Regions from separate parts of the Homo sapiens genome. Here region 1 is linked to region 2. The links are chromatin loops, found by intact Hi-C in ENCODE. Cell type or tissue: Caco-2. All regions are shown on one strand. Each heading gives the region's core, and the rest is flanking DNA. Links, peaks and the distances in the headings are about the cores only. Region 1 overlaps LOC124902439 (a long non-coding RNA gene). Region 2 overlaps LOC124902439 (a long non-coding RNA gene).

The links. Peaks named below come from ENCODE experiments on the same cell type or tissue, not always from the same donor. Only the 100,000 strongest peaks of a DNase experiment are listed, where the experiment ranks them.
Region 1: a loop joins it to region 2, with 10 times the contacts of the local background. A loop is called at or near these places in 3 of 110 quality-filtered maps.

Annotation. Positions count from the first base shown.
Region 1 is chr10:64,089,867-64,094,269 of GRCh38, reverse strand. All of the region lies in intron 3 of LOC124902439 (a long non-coding RNA gene), which reads right to left. Among named protein-coding and RNA genes, the nearest start is that of REEP3, 570 kb to the right of the region's middle. RefSeq lists a silencer at 3,088-3,382. In Caco-2, for the core only: a CTCF peak has its summit at 2,187; a DNase peak (open chromatin) is centred at 2,159.
Region 2 is chr10:64,373,888-64,378,290 of GRCh38, reverse strand. All of the region lies in intron 4 of LOC124902439 (a long non-coding RNA gene), which reads right to left. Among named protein-coding and RNA genes, the nearest start is that of LINC02671, 550 kb to the left of the region's middle. In Caco-2, for the core only: no CTCF peak of the experiment used is centred there; no DNase peak of the experiment used is centred there.

The sequences.
Region 1 (4,403 bases), core at 225-4,224, 280 kb after region 2:
CATGAGTAACTTGGATTTTTTTATTCATTGTGAGGCTTTTCAAATTATGAAAGCAGTCTGTACATGTTTACAAGGTGAAACCATGCAGAGTTCTATAAAGAGCTAATCATCTCCCAGCACCACCGCAACCACCTCCACTCCATCTAACTCTCACCCCTTGTCCCAAATGGCATAGAATTAATAGGTTGGTATGTGTCACTTCATACCTTTAGACTCATTCATCTAAATGTACTCAAGCATGTATATAGAGAGAAGAATTTAGTCATTGGATTTTCCCTAAATAGTCTCATACTTTTAATATACGACTTGCTTTTTTTCACCAAACAATAGAGCATAAGCAATCTTACAATACAGACTAAATTATTTACCTTTTATTCTAATTCTGTTATAAATGTACACAGTCAGAGAGAAACAATTTCACATAAATAGGATCAGAGCATATATGAAGTGGTATACAACCCTTCTTCTCTTCTGTTCAGTCTTTCTGTTTTTTTAAATCTTTGTCCCTCCCTTTTTCTATCATCTCCTTCACCCCACCACTATTCAGGTATCTCATGTTAACAACTAGATATGTACTCCTCTGCACTTTTCATCATGGTCCTACGACACAAATACATAAATATCATTAATTACAAGATGCACAATTTTGTTATATGCCACTGAGAAAGAGAAATTATCCAAACAAAGGAGTCTAATAGAAGCCCCTAACTTAAAGGCAGGAAAGGAAAGAGCTCTATCTCAGAGTCAGGTTAAACAGGAAGTAAGCTCTTCATAAAGAACAACAAGGAAGATTTCGTTCCTCTACCTTGACAACGGGAGAAAGAAGAAAACAAATTCTCTCCTGAGAATTTGATCAGAAGCTAATCATCACACAGACTTGGGGTATGAATTCACACAACCAAAGAGATTCTCAAAAAAGGAAATCCTCACCAATAGAATTTAATTTAAAGTGGCCTCAGTTTAGTAAGACCTTCTGCAGGTGACCCATAGAAGCAAACACAAATCCTCTCTAGAAGAACTTGATTTTGATGCTGACAGTGATTATAAGACCATTGTTTGTAAGATGAATTTGATTTGCAGAGAGTTAAAACATAGAGGGAAAGTATTAAATATAAGACATGTATAGATTTTGTGCCTATTTATTTTATAAAGGTGACTATTACATGTTTCTCTACATCTTACTATTGTCATTTAATAACAGCTTTCAAAATGTCTTCTAAGACAACAATATGGCCCGGCTCATTCTTTTTTAATGCCTGAATGATACTTCATAGATTGAATTAACTATAGTCTATAAAGCTGTTTTCCTATTTATTGATGTTTGCTTTCTTTTTCTTTTTTTAACATGTATTCTTAGTATCTGGTTATTTTCCTTTTGTGGCATGATATCTTGGGAGTGGGTTAAGGGTCTGTATAATTTTTGACATCATTAGATGTTTCCCATAGTGTATGAGAGTATATACTTCCCCCCATCCCCATCAGCAGTAGTTGGCACCACTTTTCATTTTTGCCAATCTTTTCTGAATCCACAAAGGCATCCCCTGCTCTCCTGTGCCTCAAGGAGGAATACTTAGAGGAGGGAAAGTGGGTTTTCACATCCAGTGTGCCTCTTTCACGTTCAGCCAGGAACTAGAGGCCAAGTCAAAGGCTGGTGTGCCTGTCCTTCTCAGGAGGAAACAAAGTCACAGGAGTTCACTGATCCTCTGAGCTGGGACAACCTTGGCCATTGCCCGTGTCAGGAGGATAGACCTGTGCACAAAAGACTGAAGGGTTAGGCCAAGTTCAATATAATAGTCCACCATTAGCTTTAGGAAGCACTTTGGGGTCCAAAGGAAGCCGAAAGCCACACTGGTCAGATGTATGCAAGACAGCAGCATCAGCCAAAAAAAAGGATTTCTTAGGAGTGCCTGCAATCTCCAATAAGAGAGAAAGTAATCGGCCTAAAATAATGAAAAGCCTGTTTAAAAGACAACATGTCAGTGAGGGTCCCAGATCACAGGCATCTTTTACCATCTTTGACCACAAGAATGAGATGGGAAATGATAAAGGAATGTCAATTGTAGTTCAAAAATGAAGATCCAACTTTCTCATCACTTAGTGCTATCATTTCCTTGCCATTAGTAGCCCCGGAAAGTCATCTGAGTTGCACAGAAGATACTTCCCAAGTCTCTGCTGCCACCCACAGTTTGAGGTGGAAACAGTGGTATAAAGTTCTAGAAGCATGCACGAAAATTATGCTCTCAGTTGATCTATGTATGTATTGATATGCTGTATTTGTATCATTTTTACAGTATGTATACTTATGCATGCATGTGCACGTGTGTGCATGTGTGTGTGCATGCATACACACACACAGAGTGCCGTTTGGTAGGTGGTGAATAAACGGGGTATCACTTAAGTTCAATTAAACTGACTCTAGGTTTGGCACTTTTCCCACAGCAAGTAAATCAGTAATGTTGGAATTGAACTTGTCATTTAATTAAGCCTTTGCATTAATGGTCCCATGGCCTTCAGAGACATCTTTATGTCTAACTAAACCAGTTTGGATTGTCTGGGTAAAGAGACAGTACCTAAGAGCATGGAGATGTTGCAAATGAAATCAAATGACAAAGGCTTCTTTCCGTCTAGGATGAAAATGTTGCAATATTCTAATTGTGGAGAAAGATGTTTTTCAGTTGAAGATCAGACTGCAGTTGAACACTCCAATAATTCATGAGGTGGATATTATTACCACCATTTTACAGATAGGAAATAGAAGCCCCAAGAAATTAATTATTTGCTTTCCCAAATGCTTCCCTCAACTGGCAACAACGAGCACTCACTCAGAGCTTTACAACCAAGGTTCATTTTTTAAAATAATAATGATAATAATGTTTTAAATGTTATCAAAAGGTAAGGTAGTACCAAAAAATAATTCCTCCTGAAGAGTGTATTTTCACCTGTAGTCCCAGCTACTCTGGAAGCTGAGGCAGGAGAGTCGCTTAAACCCAGGTAGCGGAGGTTGCAGTGAGCCGAGAACACATCACTGCAATCTAGTCTGGGCGACAGAGCAAGACTTCATCTGAAAAAAAAAAAAGAGAGAGAGAGAGAGAGAGTATTTTCACAGAGAAACTCTCTTGTTGCAAGAAGTATTCTTCACTCCAAGATTCTTAACCCTCTGACAGCAGGTTTCATGCAAACTAAGTCACAGCAATTCCTACAATTGCCAGTGAATTCCAACTTGGTGACTATGCCACCTGTATCAGTCTACTTCTGCCACGCCCAAATTACTCCAATAAGAGAAAGACTTATGTGCCCAGCATGTCTACTTATTGTTAGCTTGGGAAATAAACAGCATCATCCTTACATCAATCATAGAAAATATTCTGGAATTCCAGTTTCTAAATTAGCAGGAAGTCCAATCTTCCCCTGGGCCTTCCTACCTCCACCAAGACATATGAGACAAAAGCAACAGTAAGTTGATTAAAATACCTGTGAGACAATCACACATAAGTCTGATACCAATTCCTTCCCAAAGATGGTTATTTCTGGGTTATATCTTAAAGGACATCCTGGGCAGGACGTGTGATTCCCAGACTAGGAGGTTACCTGCCAAAGTCAGGCCAGGCACTTTCCAGCCTCTCATCATTAAGCTTTCAAAAAACTGGAGTCCAGACTGGCCCAGGCCAACTGGTTTAAACTGCACATCCTTGGTAGGAGAGGTCACATGGTATCTCCAAACTGGGCATACCCTGAGAGGCTCAACATGAACACTCCAGAGCCAGATTGCGTGAGTCCAAATCCTGGCCCTGCCACCTTCCTATCTGTGGCTTTGGGCAAATTACTTAACCTCTCTGTGCCTCAGATAACTCAGCTGCTCAATGGTGAAAATAGTGCCTATACACTTCTTTTTTTAGAACTGCCCCCAACAAATAGTAAGCAATCCATGGATTTTACCTATTAAAATTGGTATCCAAAGATAGTAAATAAAAAAAATAAAAACCACTTTAAACTAAGCACGAGAAGTTCAGGGAGAAAAAGCCTATGGAATGAAATTGACTGAAATAATTTCCTGCTTTTCAGTCAGGTAACTCTTTTGCATTAGCCAAGGTTACAAGCAGGGCATGCTGAAGACTTCTGCAGGAGGCCAGCACCTGCAGAAGTTGTGAAAATTGGCTCCAGCCCTGAGAAACTCAATCTGCCACATTCCAAGTACTAAGGTTCATTGCCATTTTTTTCCTTTAAGTTAAAATTTTAAATTGGCCCGTGTCATGTTAACCTAAGTCAGAACCTCTACTTTAAAGTTCAGAATTCAATTAGCAAGGACAAGTAATTACTTTTACCTCCCTGGCAGGCAATATTCTTCAGAGAGAGGAAGTTCATACTTCACTTCTGGCAACAGTTCTAAGATCTGTTGCTGAAGA
Region 2 (4,403 bases), core at 198-4,197:
GAAATATTAAAGAATGCCGGCCAGGCATGGTGGCTCATGACTGTAATCCCAGCACTTTGGGAGGCTGAGCCGGGTGTATCACGAGGTCAGGAGATCGAGGCCATCCTGGCCAACATGTGAAACCCCATCTCTACTAAAAATACAAAAATTAGCCAGGTGCAGTGGTGGGTGCCTGTAATCCCAGCTACTCAGGAGGCTGAGGCAGAAGAATGGTGTGAACTCGGGAGGCAGAGGTTGCAGTGAGCCGAGCTCATGCCACTGCACTACAGCCGGGGCAACAGAGAGAGACTCCATCTCAAAAAAAAAAAAAAAAAAAAAAAAAAGAATGTCTTCATCATTAATGGGCAGGATAGGAGTGAGGTGAATAAGCAAATAAAACTTACCAAAGGAAAAAAAAAAAGAAAACACAAAAGAAAGTCATAAAAAAACTATATAGTATTAGGTAATTCAGACAGTAGAGTCAGGAAAAAGAATGGTCCACACTGTAACACGTTAAATAGGAGCATGAAGGGTAGAGACTGAAAAGAGAAATTTTCTCTATCCTACACAGAGAAAATTGAATTTCTTAATAAAGTTGTCATGGGTAACTTTTAAGGAAGGTATTTGTGTAAAGTGATGACTAATAATTGTGAAGTCAAATAATAAGAGGTTTTGAGTAGAGAGTGAAAGATGAAATAATTATGCCCTCTCTTTACTATATTTCAAAGATTTAAAAAGATAAAAATCTAAAATTTTGAAGAATTATCTCTAAGTAAGGCTGAAATTAATAAGTGTATTCCTATCACTGGGTCTATCAAAACACTTTTTAAAAAGCATTGTTACTGAGGTCTTCCCAACAAGTTCAGGGAAGTAATATAGAATACAGAATGAAAAATTCATCAATATTTAGAAACTCTAGTAACTAATCAGCACTTAATTATGTCTTAATTTGAAATGATAAGTAATTATCAAGTAAGAAATCAAGTAAAAATGGCAACAAGTATTATTGAATATTTATTATGTGCATCCACTATTCTAGATTTAAAAAAGACAATATTATACTACATAAATTATAAGAATCAAGTGATATTTGTATTATTCATCTCTCAATACAGATTAGCTCCAGGCATGGGGATGTACCATGGCATACAAATTATCCATATCCTATTAAATTAGATCTGAAATGACATTCAGAGGCTGTTCTTACTATTATAGTATTCCCATGCCACTAGTCTCTGGTGAGATGTGGAAAAGCTTAGAATGGAGATGGTATACAGTGGAGGAATCACAAGGAGATTCTGTAGGGCTAACAAAAACAGCTAATTTAAAAGTGAAATATTCAGTAAATCAAGCAACTATTTTGTATAAATAAGGAGTAGACATTAAGCTACCTGAATACAATGCCCAAACCTATTTCTTCCATTAGAGGAGTAATATTTAGAAAGTTTAAATGTGATTTTTGTCTTTTGCCTTTTCTAGACCATTGGAGACAATCATTTGCTTTTGGAAAGATTGGATTCTATTGCAAATAAAATGCAATGTAAAAGAGCAAGATAATATTCAGACTTTGGCATGTAAACTTACTGTCTACAAAAAGAATTTTCTATATTTCTTTATCCTTCCACCAACCATCCCCATTTATCATAACAGCAAATAAGCATGAATGACTCAGATCATAAAGCGCACTTCTAGCATACAGGATATTCCCCTTCTAGTGATCCATGTTTGAATAAGGATAGGATGTAGCATAAGCAAAAGAAAAGCCCACGGTTTTCCTAGCACTAGAGTACAGAAGCAAGCAAAAGAAGAGAAAATTGGAAGAAAGAAGAGTGAGTAATTATTTCTCCTACTTTCCCTGTTGGAGCCTCTGCCTTAGAGAGAAAGGAGGTATGTGAGGTACCTAAGAGGGAGGGCAGAGGGAGCTCTTTCTGTTTGTGACTGGCTACTGTTACCCCACGGTGACATTAATGTATAGTTGGTCAGCCCTGGGAGTTAGTTCACTCAGTCACTGTTGGTTTCTGGGCAGCATAGACTGAGCTCTGAAGGAATAAAGCGATTACTGGGGAGTTTCCATAGAGATGCCTCCCTAGTGAAGGAAGTAGAGCAGATCACCCAGATAGGAATAAACACAAGTCACATCGGACCTCACAGGGTTCTATAGTGCTGAGGGGAATAAGAAGAGATGTTCCTCAAGGGAGGAACATCAGGTCCTGTCCAAGTGGACAAAATCCAGATCACTAATAAACTCAGATAAGCATGTAGCCACCAAGGCAAGTAGCCATCAAACAGACAAAAGACACTGTCCTTGAGGCTACAGGAGCCAACAATACTATGGCTGAAGACCTCGACTCTCCCTGTTTATCATGAGTTTGTATAAACTCTTACCTCCTCATGCTGCCCCCTCTCCTACAAACACACAAATACACATACTTTATTAGAGAATGTCCAGGAAGCGGGGTAGAAACCTGAGAAATCTGGGAGATTGAAATTTGCCCTTTTCCTTGACGACTTCAGTATTACTGAAGGGGCTGTTTAAATTATCCAATAAAATTAATTTTAAAACAATTTGGACCTTTTGTTCTTTTCCATTAGAAACCAGAGGAAAGGAGGAAAGGAATGTGTAAAGAAGGTCAGAGCTTCTAGAGACAACATTTAAAATGAAGTCTGTAGACATTCAGGTATCAGGTTGCAGTGTTACATGCTAAACTTCTCTGTGGCCAAATTTCCGTGAAGTGTTGGATAGACATGTGACAAAAGGAGGTCGGAAGAAGTACGCAAGGAAAGAAAAAGGACTAAAATATGTTTTTATTTGATTTTACTTACAATTGATATGATTCAGTGTTTTGTGACATGTAGACATGTCTGTGGCTGTCTCCTAACACTTACTGCTCAAGTTCTCTCATCAGTAGATATTAATAATAACAAATCAGCAGAGTAATCCGAAATAATGTAATTACTTATTACCCTGAAGAGTTCCACTGAAGGCTGTTGTCAGCTAAAGAGAAAGAACAAGAGCCCCATAAAATAAGGTAGGTTTTTAAGGCTAATAATTCATAGGCTTGCTAAACTTCAGACAAAGTTATTACCCCAGGAGAATCTTGAGATGTAGCAAGTAAATGTTTTTTTTTCCCTCCACAGACCTAGATTTAAAGAGACTTAATGGAAATGGTAGGCAAAAGCATAGGATTAAAATATATCATAATAATAATTCCAGTGTTCTAGAAAAGGAACTCTTGACAGAAAGAAATGAAAAGAACATATAAAAGAGAAGAATACAGATAAACTAGTATTGCCTCTGACAGAAACCTCACTAGTTTATTAGTCTTCATCCCTAGGAGTTTACAACTCATAAAAAAGTTCCAATAGGAGTCCTTTTCAGATTATATATTGTTAAAGTTACCCAAAAGAAAGACTGAATTACATTTACTATGACTAAGGAAATCTTCTGATCATAGAAAATGCATTAATGCTTAGGCAATAGTAAATTGCTAAACATAGAACATTTTTAGTCTATTAGTGGGTCTCAAAGACTCAAGTGTGCTACAAAGGCAATAAAATTCTAAAAATAAACAAATATGACTAAAGTACATTTCCCTAGGAATAGGTATAATAACTTACTTTCAGATTACAAAGTCCCAAGTCTGAAATATGTGAGGAGAGATAAAAATATAGTCAGGTAGATAATAATACCATATGTCTGCTTTTAATCTAGGTGCTCTGTGATGACATATAGATTAATTGAACCTTACAGTCAAGGGACCTCTACCCTATCAGGGAAGAGATGCATAAAATAACCAAGACTTGAAGTTGATGTAAGGAGTTCAGAAGAATGGAGAAAGTAATCACTCTTAAGCTGGAACAATAAAAAGAGCATCATGGAGGAAATTGGACTTAACTGGTTATCAATTACATTAAAAAGATGGAGAGTCATACAATAGAGAGAAGAAGCATGACTAAAACATGAATGTACAAAAACTAAAAGTGTGCATCTTCACCTGGAATGTAGCAGCTACCTTATAATGTGGAGAAAGGGAGGGAGGTAAAAAAGGAAGGGAAAGAAAGAAGGAAGGGAGGGAGGGAGAGAGAATGGGAGGAAGGACCAAGATACAGAAGAAGCAGGGAACAGAAAAACATTTTAAAATAATTAGAACTAACATCCTCTGAGATAGGTGAGATTGTACACATTGAACAAGAATAGAACGCTATTTTTTTTTGAGATGGAGTCTTCCTCTGTCACCAAGGCTGGAGTGCAATGTCGTGATCTCAGCTCACTGCAACCTCTGCCTCACGGGTTCAAGCGACTCTCTTGCCTCAGCCTCCTAAGTAGCTGGGATAACAGGTGCATGCCACCACGCCCGGCTAATTTTTGTAATTTTAGTAGAGATGGGGTTTCACGATATTGGTCAGGCTGGTCTTGAACTCCT